Regions from separate parts of the Homo sapiens genome. Here region 2 is linked to region 1. Evidence: chromatin loops called from intact Hi-C (ENCODE). Cell type or tissue: CD4-positive, alpha-beta T cell. All regions are shown on one strand. Links, peaks and the distances in the headings refer to the core of each region. The heading gives the core; the rest is flanking DNA. Region 1 has its middle 11 kb from the start of IGSF9B. Region 2 overlaps LINC02731 (long intergenic non-protein coding RNA 2731).

Evidence for each region. Peaks named below come from ENCODE experiments on the same cell type or tissue, not always from the same donor. Only the 100,000 strongest peaks of a DNase experiment are listed, where the experiment ranks them.
Region 2: a loop joins it to region 1, with 3 times the contacts of the local background. A loop is called at or near these places in 50 of 110 quality-filtered maps.

Annotation. Positions count from the first base shown.
Region 1 is chr11:133,962,444-133,972,719 of GRCh38, reverse strand. No RefSeq gene overlaps it. Among named protein-coding and RNA genes, the nearest start is that of IGSF9B, 11 kb to the right of the region's middle. In CD4-positive, alpha-beta T cell, for the core only: a CTCF peak has its summit at 5,289 (motif pointing left); a DNase peak (open chromatin) is centred at 5,239; H3K4me3 peaks cover 574 bases; H3K27me3 peaks cover 227 bases.
Region 2 is chr11:134,041,248-134,051,523 of GRCh38, reverse strand. It overlaps LINC02731 (long intergenic non-protein coding RNA 2731), which reads right to left. Exons shown (of 3, transcript NR_027276.1): 3 at 10,183-10,276. Among named protein-coding and RNA genes, the nearest start is that of LINC02731, 14 kb to the right of the region's middle. RefSeq lists enhancers at 3,860-5,059, 4,908-5,408, 5,409-5,909. In CD4-positive, alpha-beta T cell, for the core only: no CTCF peak of the experiment used is centred there; a DNase peak (open chromatin) is centred at 5,613; H3K27me3 peaks cover 445 bases.

The DNA of each region.
Region 1 (10,276 bases), core at 1,205-9,204:
CCTCCGGTGTCCTTGGGCATGGTATGTTCGGTGTGAGGGACAGTCCCTTGCTGGGAATGTCATTAAGGAGAGTTGGGCACCGAGAGAATGTGGGCTGGAGGGACTCGAGGATCTCCCAGAGCTTTTCTCCTGATATTCTGTGTTTCTGTGACTTAACCTGGAGATGTGCCTGGCAGGAAGCCATTGGCCATTGGCGGGGAGTAGAGAATTTGACCATAAGGAAAGGAGCAGTGGAGTCTGAGGCCTTGGGTGTCTGCTCGGGCTGTATTGGATGGCTGGTCCTGCTCTGTCTTCTTTCTCCTCTATACTTGCCATTCATGTTCCCATTCTGTGTGGGAGGGGAGTGAGCTGGTGGCTGTCATTCTGTGTTGGCATCTGTAGGGATTGGCACCTCCTTTCCAATGGTTTGGGGCCTCAGGTGCAGATGCACTCCAAGCTCCTCTGAGGACTGAGGTGTAGAGAGAGCCCAGCTGAGTTATAACGGGCTTTGTCTGGTGGAGAAGTGGCTGGGCATTTCTCCAACACCCCAAAGGGATGATGGGGCAGGGTCCATTGCAGGGGAGGGCACGCCACAGGCCTCCACAACGGCAGAGGAGTTTTGGCTCGGAGGTGTGTGTCGCAGGATGCCGGGCCCCTCCCACCGTAACTGATGGTGGGTGTGCTCACACGTGGAGCTAGGAGAGCAGCCGGGGAGGGGGCTGGGATGGGCTAGAATCCAGCTCCTCACTTGGCCAGAGCATGCTTCCTGTGAGCCTCAGAGTGTCCTCTTCTCTAGCCAATGGCATGCGTCTGTACCCCTGCATATGAGTGGGCCTGTGTGCTTTTTGTGTACGTGCATGTAGACATGCATGAAAGTGTCTGTCTATATCAAGCTATGTATGTGTCTACATGTGGATACCCATATGTGGCCCGGTGCATTGTGTGTGCATGCTGATCCATATGCTTCTTGGGCAAGGGGATGAATGCATGTGTGTGTGTGCATGTGCATACATGTGTGCATGCACATTCCAAGTTTGCACGTGCAGGTCTCTTGCCGGGCTTTGCCTTGGGCCATTGGTTCCTAGAGGGTGAGTTTGGGTTTGTCCTCCATGCTCCAGGGTCGATGGCATTGATCCAAGAGGAGTGAAGAATCAATTGTAATTTGGTTGGAGGGCCTGGCACCAGAGTGTGTGAAGAGTAATTAGAGGGAGAGGAGCCGATGCAGAGGGCTGGGCCCACTGCTCTTGGTAGGGGCTGCAGGCCTGTGGGCAGATGGGGGCAGCGTGGGCGGAGCAAAGCCTCATTCAGCAGGTTCCGGGACTCTTCATGTGAGTGCTTGATGCCCAGCACAGCCTCCTTTCCTTTCCTGGGCTCAGGACAAGCTCCGAGAAAAGCCCACAGGGAGTGTTGGGGTGGAGGCCACGCTGCTTGTTTGCTGGTCTACAGCGTGATGGGAACAGCATCTCCTGACAGACACCGTGTCTTTCACCACCAGGCGTCTCTTACATGATAATAGAATCACACGTCATTTATTCAACTTGCCTTTCAACAAATTTCCATTTTTCTTTTCTCCTTTGAACCTTATATCATAATCATGAGACGAGATAACAAGTATCAAGCCCCACTTTGTGGCTGCAGAAATGGAGGCACATGTGCAAGGTGACTTGCTAGGGTTCCCATAATGAGTGATTGGCAGAGCCTGGTTCACAGTTCAGGCCCAGCTCGGCCAGCACAGGGGTTCCTCTAGCAACAGGTCACAGAGCTTGTGTGTGTCTGAGGACACCTGGTCATCTGGAGAGAAGGTTTGTGGTTTGGAGTATGGTCCCTGCTCCTACAAGGGCCGTGGCTCCCCAAGCTGTGCCTGAGCCTCAGGGGCTTTGCAGAGGCTCTACTCTCGGGCCCTGCTTCCAGGCTGTGATTCAGCAGGTCTGGGGGCATCTGAGGTGAAGTCCGGAAGCTGAGTTCTTATCATGTGCTCCAGGTGATCCTGACACCGGTGGTCCATGAGCCTGGTTTGGCGGAACAGAAACAGAGCTTTAGGGGGTGGAAACCCAGAGAGATGTCAGGAAGCAGGTAGTACCAGCTCAGGGCAGGGGCTGCTACAGGGAAGCCTGAGTGCCTGGCATCCCGCCTGCCTGTGGTAGGGTAGGAGAGAAGTGGGGCCATCTCTGCTGTGAGTGAAGAGTGAAGATGGAAGGACCAAATGACCGTTCTTGAAAACCCGGGCTGTTCTGAGGCTCCTTAAGACTCTTGTTCTATGGGCTTTGGAAGAGAAGCAGCTGCATCTTTCTTAGGCAGTGGAGGGTCGGGGGGCGCAGGTTCAGGAAACAGGAGGGGAACATGACAGGAGACAGAAAACGAGTAAGAACAAAACAGAGAGCAGAGTGCTTGGGTGCCTTCACTGACTGCTAATGGTGACAGATTCACAGCCATTGCTGTTAAACGCCTGAGATCATTTGCCAGCGTGAGGAGCACAAGGGAAGAATTCTGTCCTAACAGATTCATCAGCAAGGAGGGGAAGGAAGGGGGACCAGCTCAGGGCTGGGAAGACTGCCTGGGATTCTGGGAAGAAAAGGAAGATTGGGACAGCATAGGAGATGGGGTAAAATGAGGGTCTGAAAGCCCCTCCGTCCCTGGCCAGTGACTGTTCTGCCCTGCACAGCAGCCAACCAAGCATGAGAGGTATGGGGCTTCCAAAAAGATGGGGTGTGTGCTTATGTAAGTGAAATGATTCCATTCTGAGCATCAGAGAACCTTCTACAGAAAGCAGCAGGTCATAGGATGAGGCTGGTCGGGGACCTAGCAGTGCCCAGAGGTCTCCTTTGCCTAAAGTAATCTGCAAAGTAGTTCTCGGTCTCCACATCCAAGAACTACTTTGAAACATCAGAAGTACCTTCTTGAATCCACAGAACCCTCCTGACTGTCCTTCTGGGACCTGTCCTAGGATGACTCGGCTTAACACCGGTCCTCCTAGCATAGTGATTCTCAGATAGGTCACAGACCTGGTGACGGGTTTCACATGAGGGAAGGTGGTTGAGGGGTGGTGACGGGAGGAGCAGAGGGATAAACGGACAGCATACAGCTTTAGGGGTTGGAAGGAGAAGAGAGATGTCAGGTGAGACAAAAGTTATAATTAAGAGAAGGATTAGAAGGATTTCAGGGTGACTTGAAATTATCTTCTTAATTTTCTAGAAACTATTTTGACCTCTTAGCTAGTCACGGACTGACTAAGGAGAGAGTCAAAAGCCATGCGAGGGTGCATATGCCTGCCCACCCCTCTTGGCCCATCTTCTACCCATTTCTCCCTTCTTGGTGTGATGCGCCAGTCCCAGATGGCACCCGTCCCCACCCGGTTTCCTGTATTCATTTCGGTTCTCATTCCTTGCACAATTACTCATACATGAGCTAGGCTGGGATGCATAACAATATACCCTAACATTCGTATAATGCTGTGCAGTCCTCAAGCTCCTTTTAGACCCATGACGTCATTGGATGCACACGGCATGCCACGAAGGAGGTCACACAGTGTCATGGCTGAGAATACAGATTCTGGAGGCGGGCTGCCTGGGTTCCAATTCAGTTTCTACTCCTACCATTGGTGTGATCTTAGGCAAGTGCTTTCGTTTATTCTTCTATACAGTGAGGATAGTAACAGATCATTCCATTTAATGTCATGAGGATTCAAGGATTTAATCTTTGTAAAGTGCTTATAACAGGACTTGGCGTTCACGAAGCTCAATATGTGTTAGTATTATTATGGTGATTATTCCAGGTTAGTAGACAGGAAACTGAGACTCACATGGGGTGAGTAACCTGCCTACATCTCAAAAATTTGGCAAGACTGGGGCATGAACCCAGATCTCCTGGCTTATGGTCCCGCAACATGGCAATGCTGTGTCACCAAGGAAATCAATATGCTTTGCACAGACTATTCATCTCCTGGCCTGGAAGTGCCTGGGGCTGGGAGCCAGAGTGGTTGTTAGCGATATTGACAGTGTTCTCTAGTACATGTTAGGCACAGTGCTGGGTGCTGTATGGTCTCCAGTCATTTGATCATCCCGACAGCCCTGAGAGGTAGGTATTTTCAACCCCTGTTTATAAGACTCCTGGGTCAACAGGGTTGGACTTGAATATATCTGACTTAGCTGGTCTTCTGGATGCAGGTAAGCGGCCTCTGGTGTCCTGCACCTCTGAGAACTGCTCCAGGCTTCGCAGCCCTGCTATGGAGGCGCTGTCCACAGTGCTGAAGGACTCGGCTGGACCACCACTGCCCCCAGCCTGGGGCACACGGGTGTGTGTGTACAAGGCTCTCTGTTCACTCCCCTGCACCCCTATCCTCAGACAAGGGGCTTTCTGATGCCACATGTCTCTCTGATTTCCAGAGGCTCAGAAACCAGGGTGCTTTACAGGATGAGAGTCATCTGTCCATCCTAAACCTCTCTCCCTTTCTTGGGCGTGTGGGGCACTACGGATCTACAGGTACAGCGCAGCATGTGTGTGAGTGCACACGCGTGCATGTGCACACACAGCCGGTGTGCCGTTGCTGTATCTGTATGCATCTCTAGGTTCTCTACTGGCCTGCGTGTATGTGAGAAAGTGTGTGGGTGGCAGGTCTCTATGGGGTGGCACAGCACCTGTCTGCGTGGGTGGTGTGCGAGTGTGTGTCCCTGGAGTGTGCGTGGTGTGGGGAGTATGTGGGGGAGGCTAACGACTGTGGTCTGTGGGGTGCTGGCTGTACTGCAGTTGTGAGGTCTAGTTTTCTTGGCTTCATCTTTACCTTTTCCGTGAGTCGCCCTGTACGCAGCCGTATGTGCAGACACGCAGGGACGTATGCACACACTCACACACGCATGCACGCACACACACCTGTGTCCTCAAAGCTTTTCACACCTCCTTCTTCCATATCCACTGACACACGGGTAGCGCCCTGCATGAGGGTGCAGCGCTCACATGTGCATGCAGACACTGAGCCAGGTGCACACGGAACACAAGCACACACACCCGGGCCCCTGGCTGACCCCGCAGAAGAGGTTCGTTGCTCCCCGCCGCTTTCCTGTCCCTGATCTTGCGCCTCTTGTCTCCTCCCAGGGGCAGGATCTTGTCCTTTGTCTCTTCTCTCTTGGGAGTGGCGTTCTTTGGCCTGGTGGTCTCGGTAGATCATTCCGGGGCTCGGTCTCAGCACAGTGAGGAGGGTTAGGCACTAGCCGGCATGGCCGCATTTCCGCGCGGAAACCGGATTTGTCCTCCTTCTGCCAGTCGGTTCCGCGAGGCTCCCGCCGGCGCCACCTGCTGACGGTCGCTCCCCAGCGCCTGTAGCCCGGGCGGGTGGGACCCGGGGGTGCCCCGGAGGCCGGGACTGCGTGAGGCATCGGCAGCCTGGACGCTGGGACCGGAGCAGGGGTGGAGAAGGTGGGTATGGGGGGACAAGTCTCCCTGGGACCTGCTTTAGGCAAGACGAGAAGGGTGTCCTGGGTACGTCTATGCCAGGAGTTCTGGTGTGGGAGAGCACGAGGCCCACCTGCACATGAACACGTGTGTTCACGCGTCCTACCTGCACACAACCCACGTTAGCCTCGCGATGCGTGAGGATGTGGCACACACTTGCACATACGAGCAGCTCCAGAGGGAGCAGATGGTGAAGATAACATATGTGTGGTTATCTGAAGAGATTCTGCGTGTGAGTGTGTGCGCAGGAGGGCCCACATTGGTGTGTGGACCTCTGTACGTGTGATTTTGCATACGTGTGTGTGTTCCTACAATGTCTGTGTGTGCAGCATGTTGCTTGTGTGTGTGTTTGTGGAAACACGTGGGTTTTAGTTATGTTAGCACACCATATGGTAAAAGCCTGGGCATTTCTGATTATGCCAAACCCTTCAACCTAGACACAGGTCTCTGAAAAACTGTCAACATTTTCTTCTACACTGCCAACTCCTGATCCCCCCAAGGGCACTGCCTGTCCTGCCTGTCCTTCAGCTGATACTCAGCCTCCTCCCCTTCTCTTCCTTCGTGCCCTTCTCTAAATGCCCATAAATCATGTTAGAGTCAGACTCGGTGGAATTCCGTGTACAGAGATTTCCCAGCTACCATCATTTCAGGGCTGAGGGTGGCTGAACCAGCCACTGACCCCTTCTTCTCTGCCAAGAGCAGCCCGTTGGCCTGGATGATGAATGGTGAACCATCCACCCTGGCCCCTCCTCAGTCCCTGCTTTTTCACAGGGCTCATGCCTCAAAGAACCTCCACAAAGGGACAGCAGCCCAGGGCAGAGAAAGGCCCCTTCTCCCCACAGCAAATGCTCTTTTCAAACCAGCCTCCCTCTTGTTGGAATGTTGCAGAGGCTGCTCGGTGCCCCTCAATTAACCTTGGGAAGCTGCCAGGAGAGCAGCCCTCGCAGAGCCAGCCCCTCCGTCTCCTTCTCCCCATATTCCCCCTTCCATCAGCTCATTGTCCCGGATTCCCCATGAGACTCTCTTTTCAGTGCCTCCACTGGCCTCCTCCCACACGCACCCCGCCCCCACCACTGCCCCAGGCTCCCCTGGCAGCTGTGCCCACCACCAAGGCCCAGGCTCTGTTTTTCCAAGTTGCTTTCCTAGAAAGGGAGTGGGGAGGGAGTCCAGCTTCTGAGCCCTCCCCAGTCAGGGCTCTGGATCAACTCTCCTTTCTCAAACAGGTGCCGTTATTATGTTTATTCCTCTCACCCTGCCCCCAGGAACACACCCTTCTCATTCATACACACCCAAATATCCTTGACAGCCAGGCCTCGCCGGGTTGGGCAGTCCTCTCTATCCTCTATCTCATGTTTTCCCCTTGTCTTTAACCACCTAGAACAGACACTGGGCTGCAGACAAGGTCAGAGGTTAAGCACCACCCTCTAATTCTAGTCAGGGCCATTGCAACCACATCCCACAGGGCAGATGGAGGTCCGGCTGCGCTCTCCTCACTGGGCTTCTGGTAGACCTCCTGTGCATAGCACCTCTTGAGCACTTGCTGCGGACTGGCTGCCATACTAACCTCTTAGCTCACTAATTCTTCTGAGCAACCCTGTTGTCTCTTAGCTGTACGTACTGTGAGGGCAAGAACCATGTTTGTGTTACTTGTCTTGCACCTAGTAAAGTGCTCAGCTCCCAGTAGGTGCTTGGCACACGTTGGTTTGTTCAGACTGTTGATTGAGTGGTTGGACATTTGTAAAAAAACGAGGCTTAGGGAGGTTACGCAACTTGCTTAAGGAGGCACTGGTGGTGAGGAGAGGCAGGGACAGGACCCAGGTCTTCTGACTCAGAGTCCAGGAATCTCTCCTCTGTGCCATATTTGCCTTGTGTCCAAGTACCATGGAAACTTGTTGCTGTGGTACCCTCTGCCATGGACGTGTTTTCCAAGAATAAATCCGGATCTGTCTCTAGGCTGTCCATACCACTCTGAAGCCCAGCGAGGGGAGGGACAGAGAGGAGGAGAGGAGAGAAACAGAGAAGGGAGGGGTTAGGATAGAAGACTGTGAAAGAGGCCGGGCAGCGGGGTAGCAGCGGAGGAAGGCAGGCTGATGTTTCCATCTGACCTCTGCCCCCTGTCTGGTCCCCAGCCCCTCTCTTCCTGTCCCCTGCACCTGCTGGGGCAATGTGCATGCCAAGGCTCCCGGGAAGGGTGGGGGCAGTGAGATAAAGCTGCATTGGGCATCTCCAGTAATACCACACAAGGCCCTTTTGTGTGGGTGTTGAGAGCTCAGTGTGGAGAGGTCCGGGAATGAGAGGTCTGGGGGTCGAATGGGTACAAGAATAGACCCCCTAGAGCCCTCCAGCTGTGGCTCCAGGGCCCAGTCTCCTCCCCCACCCCCAGCCTATCCATCTGCAGGCCCAAAGCAGAAGCGCAGGCCCCCCACACCCCTGCGAGGGCCTCTTTCCTCTCTCCAGCCCCCACTTCTGTGCCCTCGGCTTCAGTTTTGTTTCGGCCAAGAGAGGTGCTTTCTCCTCAGCATTTCCTTCCACCCAGACCTGTTTCTCACCACCTCCCTCCAAATTAACCTACAACTCGCCCCATTTGCCTATGCCTCCTTTCCACCTTTCTGAGTGGACTTATTTCCTCATTCTCCCCCAACACAGTTCTGTTCTAAACATGGAAGCCTGTTCCTCGTGCCACACACTGACCAGCCGGGCTACCTCCTTGCCACTTCCGCACGTTCGGTTGCCACACATCTTTAGGGAATGCCCACTTGGCTAGGTGCTGCACAGGCCAGCCCCTTGACCTCAGCAAGTTTCAGAGCAGCAGCTTTCCTGGCTGGCAGTCTCTTATTCTTCCATTCCGTCTCTCCCTCTCCTTTCTTGAAGACTGAGCTCAGACCTCACTTCCTTCACTCAGCCCTCACCATCTGCACCATCTCCATTTTCTTTTCCTTCTTTTTTTTTTTTTTTTTTGAGATGGAGTTTCCATCTTGTTGTCCAGGCTGGAGTACAATGGTACAATCTCGGCTCACTGCCACCTCCACCTCTCGGGTTCAAGTGATTCTCCTGCCTCAACTTCCCGAGTAGCTGGGATTACAGGCACCTGCCACCAAGCCAGGCTAATTTTTTGTATTTTTTGTAGAGATGGGGTTTCACCATGTTGGCCAGGGTGGTCTTGAACTCCTGACCTCAGGTGATCCGCCTGCCCCGGCCTCCCAAAGTGCTGGGATTACAGGCATGAGCCACGGCGCCATTGTCCTGTTCTACTGCAATTCAAGTCTGGGCCATCATCACTCTTGCGATGGTGTAGACAGAGTTTAGTAAGTGCCGTTCATGTGGTCAGCCTTGTTTTTCCATCCAGGTGCCAAGGTCCTGAGTGACTGAGACTGTGGCTGGTCACTCTGGTGTTCTCCATAGGGCCTAGCACAGTGCTGACTGCAGGCTGGTGTCCAGGTGCTACTCATTCATTGTGGAATCCCTTCTGCTGGTGCTTCTTGAGCGTAGGCCCTGGGCCTGTCTGTTTCTGGCATTCTAGCATGGCTTGCTCCTTGGCTGACTCCTCACAGCTTCTTGAGCCACTGCTCGAGTCCACCTTTTGGCAGTTTCAAGGTTGCCATTTGCCTGAGTCCAGGACTCCATGTGCCTCTGTGGAAGGTCTGTGCTGTACTAGAATCTCTGGCTATTCAAGCCTTGGGGAGAAAGCCAGGTCTCATTTTCTTCCTGTATCATATCACAGGGCCATGACATTGGGCTGCTGGAGAGTCTGTGACAAAGAAACTGCCCATCAGAGTCTTCAGATCCTTCTCTCCTGGGCCTTAGTTCCCACTACCTTCTACGGTCCCTTTTCCAGATGGAGGAAGTAGAACTCAGACAAAGAGAATGACCCACACCTTTGGGCTGCTGGGGCCAGAGCTGGATGGTGCAGTGGAGCCCTGATTCTAGCTGTCTTCCAGACTTCTGGATGCCAAGAGTTTGAGTGAGGTTCGCTCTGCTCATCTGTCACTGCGCCTTGCAGCTGGGGCCTGTGGCCATGGGCAGACAAGGGCATACTCAGGTGGGCCAGGGTAGCCCCAGGAGGCCTGAGAACAACATTTTTAATGATGCAGACATTGGCGAGGTGAGGAGTTGCTGAACAGTGTGGGTGAAATGTTCCTGGGGGGCAGTTCACAAGCAGGGCTATCTATATAGGGCTCCTGAGTTCTATGGGACAAATTTCATGCAGAGTAATGAACTTCCTTTCTGTAGTCCTACCTTAAGTCACACAACAATGAAATATGTTTTCTCTGAGATTGTTCAGAGCTGGCCTGGAACACCTAGAAGAAAGAGGAGAGGGATTAGTAAGGCTGAGGGTGCTGTCCACCTAGTTTTCAAATAAACTTATCCTAAATTATAGGTCTACTTTCGACCTTGGGCAAGGACTCCTCCCTTCTCAGCCAGGCAAGAAATGAATACAGTTCAGCTAAAATTCTAGTTTCTTTATCATTAATTTCTACTACATTGCCACAAACAAATCTTTAAGAACTTGGACTTCAGGCTCAGCATGAGAGAATTCTGCTCTGTAGAGATGCATGTTTATACCTGTGCACACACAAATGACCAGGACAGGTTCTGAGAGAGTGTCATCTGCTGCCCACTTGCATATGTGGGCAGCAGTTAGCATACATGTTACCTCTGCCGTATGCGCGGGATGGTGAGAGCACAGGGAAGCAACATTAGGCTGCACCCTGCAATGGATGGGATTTGGGTAGATCCTCTTCCTGGGCTGTGGACTCATCTGGATGAAATATAAAATGATCCTATGGTGGTCGGAACGGGTATCTTAAGCTAGGAAGGGCTGGATCAGTCTCTGGGTCTGTTACCACCACCT
Region 2 (10,276 bases), core at 1,454-9,453, 79 kb before region 1:
CTCCTGTGCTTATTTTTTTACTCGATACATGATAATTGTACATTATCATGTGGGATACATGTGATATTTTGATACACGGATACAATGTGTAATCATCAATGTCCTGTGCTTCTTAGAAGCATTCAAACCTCCAGGCATGGCGGCTGTTGTCTGTAATCCCAGCACTTTGGAAAGTTGAGACGGGAGGATCGCTTGAGTCCAGGAGTTTAAGACCAGCCTGGGTAATAGTGAGACCTTGTCTCTACCAAAAAGAAAAAAAAAAAGGAAAAAAAAGCATTCCAACCGTCTCGTAGGATGGGCTCTTAAAACATCCATTCCAGGCCAGCAGCAAATGTCCAGGGTGTGTCTTCCCTCCAGAGATTAGCTTTGTTTCCAAGAGCTCATTAGACTAAGAAAAAAAAGCATCTTTGACCCTGCTCACCAGTCTCTGCACCTCAAGGACAAGTGCGCACGCACGCACGCACGTACGCAGGCACGCACGCACGCAGGCACGCACGCACGCAGGCAGGCACTTCCTCCTGTCGCTAGGATCTCCACCTGCACACGGCTGCTCCCTCTCCCAACCTAGGGATGGGTTCTCAGAGCAGGATACAACCGTGGTGGCCTTCAGGTGCCCCTGGGCCTCTCTTGGTCACAGAGGTCTGACAAGGAGAGAGGAGAGCAAAGAGCGAAACCCTTGTCTGTGCGTCTTCCCCATGTTCCAGGGGTCCACTGACAAGCCCTGAGACGCACCCTTCTCGGGAGAGAACCTTCTCGGGAGAGACCAGCCAGCCCGCGCCGCCTCCTGCCCACCCCGGGTGGCCGCGACGGGGAGTGCCCCCTCCTGCGCGGGGTGCACCGTTTCCCAGCCTCACTGCGCCACCGTGTGGCGGCCTCTTACCGTTGCAGCTCCTTATTCCTCCCCCGCCCTCCCCAAACCGGCACGCTTAGCTGTTTGGTGTTCCGTGCTCAAGTTTTCAAGGCAATTTTGTGTATAGCATCCCAGTATTTTTTTTTTGGCGAGGGGGCAGGGTCTCGCTCTGTCGTCCAGGCTGGAGTGCAGTGGCACGATCACGACTCACTGGAGCCTCCACCTCCCTCACTCAAGTGATCCTCCTGCTTCAATCTCCGGAGTAGCTGGGACCACAGGCATGTGCCACTATGCCTAGCTAATTTTTTAATTTTTTGTAGAGATAGTGTCTTCTGTGTTGCACAGGCTGGTCTCGAACTCCTGGCCTCAAGGGATCCTCTCGCCTCAGCCTCCCAAAGTGCTGGGATTACAGGCAGCATCCCGGTATTTTAAGAACTTGCAGTCTTAAGCAGAGATACCCAGATGGATGTAAGCCCTGAGCCGGGCATGTACATAAAGCAATAAAGGGCTAAGACTGAAAGCCGTAGGTTAGTGTATTTGTGTGGAGATGAGGAAGAAGAAAGAACAGCCGTAAGAGTTCCAAATATTTCACACTGGGCTGCTTAGGAGCCAGGGTGCGACCCTAGTTCAGTTGGTGGGGTGGATTTTGCTGCCCTCTTCAAAAGAGTTTTAAAAATATAGATTGATTGTGTTTTAGAGACAGGATCTCGCTCTGTCACCCAGGCTGAGTGCAGTGTCACGACCACAGCCCACTGCAGCCTGAACTCCTGGGCACATGCGATCCGTCTTCCTCAGCCTCCCAAGTAACTGGGACCACAGGTGTGTGCCACCACTTCCAGCTAATTTTTAAAATTTTTTGTAGGGATGAGGTCTCACTATGTTGCTTAGGCTGGTCTCAAACTTCTGGGCTCAAGCGATCTTCCTGCTTCCCCATCTGGAAGTACTGGGATTACAAGTGTGAGCCACCTTGCCTGGCCACGTACTTATCCAAAAAAAAAAATGCAAAAGCCAGAGTAGAACAGCCTGGATTGTTAGCCTGGGGTCTCCTTGCTTTGCATCCAGAGACCCCCTGGGGAGGGGAGGAGTCAGCCACAGGGTTCCTCCAGCAGGGAGGGGCCAAAGCATCACAAGGGGAAAAGTGCCATCTGTCATCTGTGAAGGAGCACTGCAGTTCACGTCGGAAGTCCTGCTCTTCTCCTCACTCTGTGACCTTGAGAAACTGCAGGGCCTGGCTTTCAATTTCAGAGCGTCCTCAGACTTTGCCTGTGTTCACGCCGCGTCTGCCCCGACTGCCTGTCGTGTGCCTCGGTCAGACTGGTGTATCCTTCTTCCCCCAGACGGCACTGGTTCTTCCACTTTGCTGGTAGCATGGCTTTTGCTCAGAATGCCCTTCTTTCTCCCTCTGTGCCTTTAAATCCTAGCCATCCTGAAGGTGAACTCAGATTTCTTCCATGGGGCTTTTGCAAGTCTTTCCAGCTGGGAACTTCCCTCATCCTCTCTGAAACCCTCCCTGGGACTCCACAGATCCTTCTTTTAGGAGCATTATCTGGTGCTTCGAGGTATATTCTGGTTTTTTCATACATCGTAGATATTTTGGGGACCATGTGATATTCTGATCCATGTATATAATGTGTGATGATTAAGTCAGGGCACTTGGGATGGCCATCCCTGAACATTTTTCTTTCTATTGGGAGCATAGAATATTCTAGTCATGCGTACCTTTACTGTATGTCCCTCACTAGGCGTTAAACTCTATGTGTGGACACTACATTCGATTCATCATCATGCAGTGTGCCTGACACTATGCTTTAGCCGTACTGAGTGATGAGCAGACCTCTTATTGATTGAAAAGGAATTTCCTTATTTTTTATAGCTCAACTTAAATATAATTTTTCCCAGGCTGGGCACAGTGGCTCATGCCTGTCATCCCAGCACTTTGGGAGGCTGAGACAGGCAGATCACTTGAGGCCAGGAGTTCGAGATCAACCTGGTCAACACAGCAAAACCCCATCTCAACTAAAAATACAAAAATTAGCTGGGCGTGGTGGTGTGTGCCTGTAGTCCCAGCTACTGAGGAGGCTGAAGCATGAGAATTGCGTGAATCCAGGAGGCAGAGGTTGCAGTGAGCCGAGATTGTGCCACTGCACTCCAGCCCAACTCTGTCTCAAAAAATATATATGTATATTTTATATAATATATATTTATATATTTTATATTTTTGTTTATATTTTATATATTTACTTATAATACATTTTTATATTTATTATGTACATATACATAGATATATATAATATCTCCCAGTAAGTCTCCATGAATTCCCCCCACTACCCCAAGGTGGGGGTGACGTGCCCTCTCGGTGCTTCTAGAACATGCACTCTTCCTACCACAGTGCCTGTCCTACTTATTCCAACGCCTTGTCACTTGCTTTCTCACCCACTAGATGACAAGCGCCTTGAGGAGACAGTGCGTCTGTGAGGCCTCCAGTGCGTGCGTTGCACATGGGCAAACTGTAGGAACTGAGTGGCTATCTGATGAACAGATAGATAAAGAAATGAATCCACGTGTAGATGCATGGAAGCAGGGAAGGGGAGAGGCGCTACAGATGACCTTTAAGATTGCCTTAAGCTCTAATATTTTATGATTATAGAGCTTTGAACTCTTTCTTGGGGGAGAGTGGTCCAAGGTATTTGGAAAACAGTACAGTGATCATTGTAGAGTCAGGTGGTCGTTTCCTTCCAATGGACATTGTTTGCTTCCAGAGGGGGCGGGGCCTGCTCCTCCCATTCTACGGGGAATTGCGTGTTCCCTGGGCTGAGCGTGGCCCAGAACTTGGCAAGATCTCTGGGGCGTTCATTTTTGTCACCCAGCCCCGGTAGGAGGGTGGATGGGTGGGAGGGGAACTGTTTTGGGAAAGAGTGCTGGGGAGTGTTTGTGTGTGTGATGAGTCAGGGCCCGGAGCTGGGAGCCTTCCTCTCTGCTGGCTCTCTGTGGGGGTAGTTCTCACCAGTCACCGGGAGGGTAGAGGATCACCAACTGTCTTCGGAAAGTTTGGAAAGTTTTCTTAGTCATTACGCCAAGTCAGCTGGAGCTTTATGTAACGGGGACAAGCAGAGGTATGATGGCATTGGAACGGCTGCTCCTCTTTTCGGCAGCAGCTCTCACCCGTCCCCTCCTAACTGCCAGGGCAGTGACCGGCCCTACATGTAGGATGTGGCATCTGGGGGCTAAGGGTCCCTGCTGTAGATGTCTGATTCCCGCTAGGAAAGAACTTGGGTTGTCTTAGAGAAGCCCTCGGGAAGGGCTCAGTGCATCTCGGAGGTGCTCCATCCTCCTTTTGTTATCCCACATCACGCTGGGGGTAAGAATCAAGCCAGGGTCCCCAGCACTCAGGACTCTGGTGCCTGAGCCGGAGCCGCAGAAGACCTGCTTCCCTGGCTACCGTCCCTGCTCCGGTGCTGCTGGCCGAGGCAGCCCATCTCTGCTCTCTTATCTCCTCGCTCTCCAGGCACCGGGAGATGCATACTGGGTTTCCTGTCTCTGACATTGAAGCCAATTTGCCTATCACAATTTGAGTTCTGTCAATGACAGCTCCAGATAGGGCCCGAAATGATATGCGTGTGTGGACACGCGTTCGTTCGCGTGTTTAAACGGAAAGAGATACAAAGAGAAGGAAGGATGGGAGAGGAGAGGTTTCGGGTCTGGGAGGAGCGAGGATGATGGTGACTCACCTGGCTGAGGGGACGAGGGGCACTGAGAAGCAGCAGCAATGCCCAGAGGTCTGCGGAGAGTTGCAGGGCCTTCCACAGGCCTCTTCCAGGCAGCTGAAGGCATCTTAGAGAAGCTGGGGCTTGTCCTCCTTTGTTACTTGCGGGGAGGAAACTACCCCAGGTCCGAGAACTGCTGGGGCCGGAAGCTTTGGAAAAGATGAGAAGGAGCATTGTTTTGGTTGGGAAGCAGAGCGCTGAGGAGTAGCATGGCCGCAGCATCACGCCGGGTGACTTCTCAGAGCAAGAAAGAACGGCTGCGGTTGAGAAATTAAGGTAAGAAATGAGGATACATTTCCTGACAGTGAGGAGGGCTGGCCTGACCCAGTGGCCCCAAAAGAGAGTTTCAAAATCAGGCCTCTAGTCGTCGAGCATAGACTGAACAGCAGGAGGGAGAGCTTAACAAGGAGAGGCTGGCAGGGCAGGACTAGCTGGTGGTTCTGGGACCTTCCAGCCCCACGTTACAGCTCTGGTCCTTCCTCAATGCCAGGAAGTTGTGCGGGCACCAGAGGCCTCCCGGAGGCCAGAGGGAGAAACCAGAAGGGAGGACTGCAGAGGGGGCTTGAGATGGAGTGGGACCAGAGCAAGGGGAGCAGGGGCACGAGGATGTTTGGGAGAGAGGCCGGAGAGTTTCATACCCGGGCTGGTTTCGGATCCATCCCCGGATGGGTGGGGACCAGGGTGGTGGGAGAGGTGAAGAAAGCAAGACGAGACACAGCACCTTCCCCTGCTCAGGAGCCTGGGGCAGGGCGGCGCACGACAGCACCTTCCCCTGCTCAGGAGCCTGGGGCAGGGCGGCGCACGACAGCACCTTCCCCTGCTCAGGAGCCTGGGGCAGGGCGGCGCACAGCAGCATCTTCTGCGTGCCGTCGAACTGAGAGGCCAAGCTGAGTGGAGGCTGGAGCTGTCTGTGAACCCAGTAAGGAGAAAGGAAGGAGAGAGGGCTGTGAAGGAGGGAGAAAGTTCCCCAGCGCACCACCAGGTGCCAGGCAGGGACAGCGTGGAGACAGCTGGAGGCTGCGGGCCTGGGCAAAGGCAGGGTTAAGCTTTGTCTGAAATGAGATCTTTATTTAGACAGTTGCCTTCTGCCTCTGGGCTGGTGTTAAGACCATGGCAGGCTCTATTCCCATCCTCACAGGCTGAGCCCCACGTCCCTGGAATTTCATGACCTCCCACACCTTCTTGCCTATTCCCAGAGGGTTGGGACACTTTTTGTTGTTTCCAGTAGATTATGTAGGACTTGGGGGGGTCTAAAGCAAGCCCTAACCCAGTGGCATTTAGTGCCCATCTTTGATCTGTGTCCACCTTGCCCTGTTCTTTGCTTGGATCTGTTTGTGTGACTGATGGCTCAAGCAAGGCCCTCCTTCCTCAGTCTACAGCTGTTCCTGCCTCTTCCTGGTCCCTAGAATCCACAGATCCGGCCATGGTGTCTCAACTGCATTGCTGGGTTTCCTTACTGGTCAGCTTCTAAGAGTAGAGAAGGCACCAGAGCAGAGAAGTTATGCCCGAAGCCATCAGAACCGCACTGCCCAGGCTGAATGCAGGATTCGCACCTGCCAGCGGTAGCCCTGAGCAAGTCACAGAATGCTAGGGAAGGCTGGGAAGAGCATTTGCCTTGAAGACGAGCTGTGAGGACTGGAAGCCAGCATGCATGGAACGTCATCTTTGCTTGTGGCTTCAATGTGGGAAGCTCTCAGGCAGTGTGCTCTCCCATATGTAATCATACTTGCCCCAAACACAGACAACGCATTCCAGCGATGCTAGCCGCCTCCCTCCTGTACCAAGAACAGCCCATGCTCAGCCCCAGTTTTATGCACATAAACGTCCTCCCACCTCCGGTACAGCTACTCACACTCCCCCACCTTGAGGCCGCACTAAAGTGCCGCCTCCTTCCCAAAGCCTTCCCTGATCAGCCCAACCCATGCAGATCTCTTCCTGCTTTGCCTTATTCTGCTCCAGCCAGTGCCTTGAAATGTAACGTTTCCATCATAGAATTATCCCATTTGGGAGCTGGAGGAGTCCTTAGAAATGGCTCCAGTCAGTTGCTCTTAACCAGAAGGGTTAATAAGCAGGAGGTACATCCCCATGACATCCCGGTGGCACCTACCGCTCGCCTCGCCGGTTGGCCATCACAGTCCTACTAAACTTGCTGCTGCCTCGGATTCCTCCTCAGCACAGTGCTCCAGGCATCAGTACCCATCAATCAGATGCGCCACTGCCATCCACAATCCAGGCCATGAGAAGTTGTCTATAACTTGGTGTAGCTGGAGCTTTTGGAAGTACAGGGACCTGCTTCAGGCCTGAGGCCTGGGGATAGAACTCTGGTCTTACCTCTATCCAGGGCTCCTCAGACTATGCCAGGGGCCTCTTTAATAGTTTTTTGACTCTTCTCTGCCTGTGAGTCTTGCCTTCCCAACCAGTGAATTTGAGCTGTGATATTTGTGGGGATGTCCTCCCCAGCGCTGAGCACGAGACAGGACATGTCACGTGCTCACTGGTTGATGTATTGACTGCTTGGAGCTTTCCCCCAGCTCCTCTAACTTGTGTTCAGAGCTCAGTCAAAAGGGCAGGGGGAATTGGGGTGGCATGGAGACTCAGTCTCTCTGCCGATAGATAAGTCTGCCAGGACTTCCCCGGTACCTCCTCTCTGCCCACAGCAGCCACAGGTATTCTGAACATGCTGAAAGACAAGACAGGGTCTGGACATCAGGAGCCCAGAAAGATCATCTTCGTCCTGTAGCTCGGTGGCTCGGCCTCGGGAGGCTGTCTTGCAGGGCCTCACTGATCATCATTCAGAGGGAGCTGCATGGGGAAGGAGAGGGAGATGGTGCAGTTGGATGCCTGCCTCTCTTGGGCACTGATGGGCTGGGTGAGGGTCTCTTGAAGGGTGGTCCCCCCTTGAGTGGGAGCAGATGGACTGGAGGGGCATGGCTCACGTACAGGTTGGTGGAGGAGCTTCCCCCAACCTGGGCCCTGGAGGACACAGTTCCCAAATGGAGTCTTTTCTTCCTATGCTGTTGAAAGGCGGCACTACCATCTGCTCAGGTCCATGCGCTGGAAACTTTAGGGTCCTCCAGTGGCCCCAGGCCTGTCCCTTCCTTCCTCTAGCCCTCAGCAGGTTCTCCTGCTCTCTTCTTGCCAATGTGCGGCCTCCTGGTCTTGCTGCAGACCCAGCCCTCCTTCCCCCCGGTCTCATCTGCAGGTCTGCAGTGCCCCTGGCTGAGCTTTCTAGACATGTCACAATGTTGCCAGATTTTTCTTTCTGAAACTTAGATTTTATGATGTCATTCCCTGCTTGAAAATCGTGGTCACCGCACTGTCTTCAGGAGAAGGTGAAACCCCCCAGCCCAGGCCTTCTCAGCCTCTGTGCTCTCTGCATTCTGGGGGGGCTCTGCTCTGCTGTGGGGGCTGCCCTGTGCATGGTGGGTGCTTAGCAGCACCCTGGCCCTACCCACCAGGGGCGGGGAGCAGCCTCCCTCCCACTCCTGCAAGTTGTGACAACCAAACATGTCTCCAGCCATTGCCAAATGACCTCTGAGGGGTAAAATCGGTTGAGAATCACTGTGGTAGCCTATAAAATAGGATAATAATAACTAATGACAATGCTTACTTACTCAGCTCTGTGCTAACAGCTTTCCATGAGGTCTCTCATTTAATCTTCAAAATATCTCTATAGGGAAGGCCCTATTAGTATCTCCATCTTACAGATGCTCAGAAGGCAGAAGGAGTCCAGATCTTTCAAGATAAAAAGACTTTTTCCTTCCATGTGGGGTAAGAAGAGAGGTAGATAATTCAAAATCACTTCTCCTTCAGGCAAGAGCCACAGAACCGGAGGCAAGTCAGGCAGGCTTGAGCTCCAGTCTGTCTGCTGGCAAGATCTGATTTCTCCCCACGAGCCCCTGTCCACGCTTCCCAATCCCACACCTTCATGCAGGCCAGTTCCCTGCCTGAGAAGTTCCTCTTTGGCCTGGGGAGATCTGTTCATTATTCAGGGCCCAGGCAAAAGCCCCTGTCCTGTTCTCTGTGAAGGCCCCCAGGCCCCAGGAGGAAGAGAGAATTATCCCTTCTGCGTGGCTCATGACCACACACACCCTGGGTGACGAGTCCTGCAATGGCTAATTGTGCAGGCATCTTATTCTGTGCCAGCCTATCTTGGGGCAGGGGTCTGGGGGTGGGGACTCCGGCTGGTCCTCCTTCATCATGATGACATGGAGTGCCTTGCACAGAGCGCTGGATCCCCAAATGTGTGTGGAGTGGAATGCAGTGGGGCAGTAGGCGGGTAGTGGCTCCTTCCAGGACGTGACGCTGAGCCCACTGGACACCAGGAACCACAGGGCCTCCCGGCAGGCAAGGGAGACCGAGGGCCCCTCCTCTGGGCTGACGCAGACTCTCAGCAGAAGACATGGCTTAAGGAGCAACACATGGCTGGGTTTTGGCCGCCTTGGCTGGGGCCTCTGAGCCATGCCTAAACTGCAGACTTGAGGGATGATGCAGCTCAGAGCTTGCTTTGGTGTCTGGAGTAACGAAGGCTCGTGTTCTCTCTCACGCAGGCTTCTAAGAGTGTGTGCATGCAGGCACGTGCTGCTGTGCGTGAGTGCACAGCATGTGTGCTGTGTGGAAAGAGAGGCTGTGGGTGCCCTTTCCCAGGCGTGCCGCATCACTGAGGCACTGGTCATAGGCAGCATTTGCGCATTTCTGCTCTTGACACTGGGTTGCATACACAGTCCTGTCACACAGAGTCAAGGTCCAGGAACCCACCAGCGTTCTAGAGCCTTGAAGAGTGCTGTCCGCTCCCTGCCTGCCCCACGTTGCACCTAGGCAGACGGCAGTCCGAGCTCCGCTCCCCGCCTGCCCCACACTGCACCTAGGCAGATGGCAATCCGAGCTCGCTCTCCTTTCTCCCTCTCTCCCGGCTAGAGGAACGGAGCTCACACAGCATTGACCCCTGCCTGGCCTCTCTAAGCAGTTGCCAGACCCCCTGTAGCTGGATGACCACTGGACTGGGGAGGCGGTCTCGGCCAATGGTGGTGGGCAGGTGGGATCAGCTGAATGAGTCCCAGGAGAAGCCAAGTGCAGAAGCTGGCACTTCGTGTTTCCTATTGCCAACCAGCAGAGAAAGGCCTTCTTGAGAAGAAGTCATAATTTTTGGAAGAGTGGCTGAACAGAGAAGAAACAAGGCACAGGGGCTGGGGCCATTCCCCAAGATAGGCCCAGACTGTGCCTGTGGCCATGTGCCTCATGAGAGTGTGCCCACCTGGGTCGTGTGAGGCAGGGGCTGGGGTGGGGAGGCAGTTATACTTGTGAAGTATGCATAGTGGGTAGCTGTACACCAACCCACGTGAAGAGAGTGTAGGCCGGAGTTTCCAGGGACGTTTCTGGCCTCACTCCTGCTTGCACGTATGCATGGTACGCGTGTGTACATGCCAGAATAAGAGCATGTGCACCCTGTCTGTGTCAGTGTGTCCCTGCTGTACACACATACACCCCACGTGCCTTCATCTCTGCACCTTCAGGGGTACCCACCTCTGGGCCCAAGCTCTAAATTAGCAGACACACACACACGGCATTCATGGTCTCCAGACTCCTCTACATTTGAAAACAGACAAGGGGAAAAAAAGGGCCAAGAGACAAGACGAGCTAAAAATAGCCGAATATAAGCTCT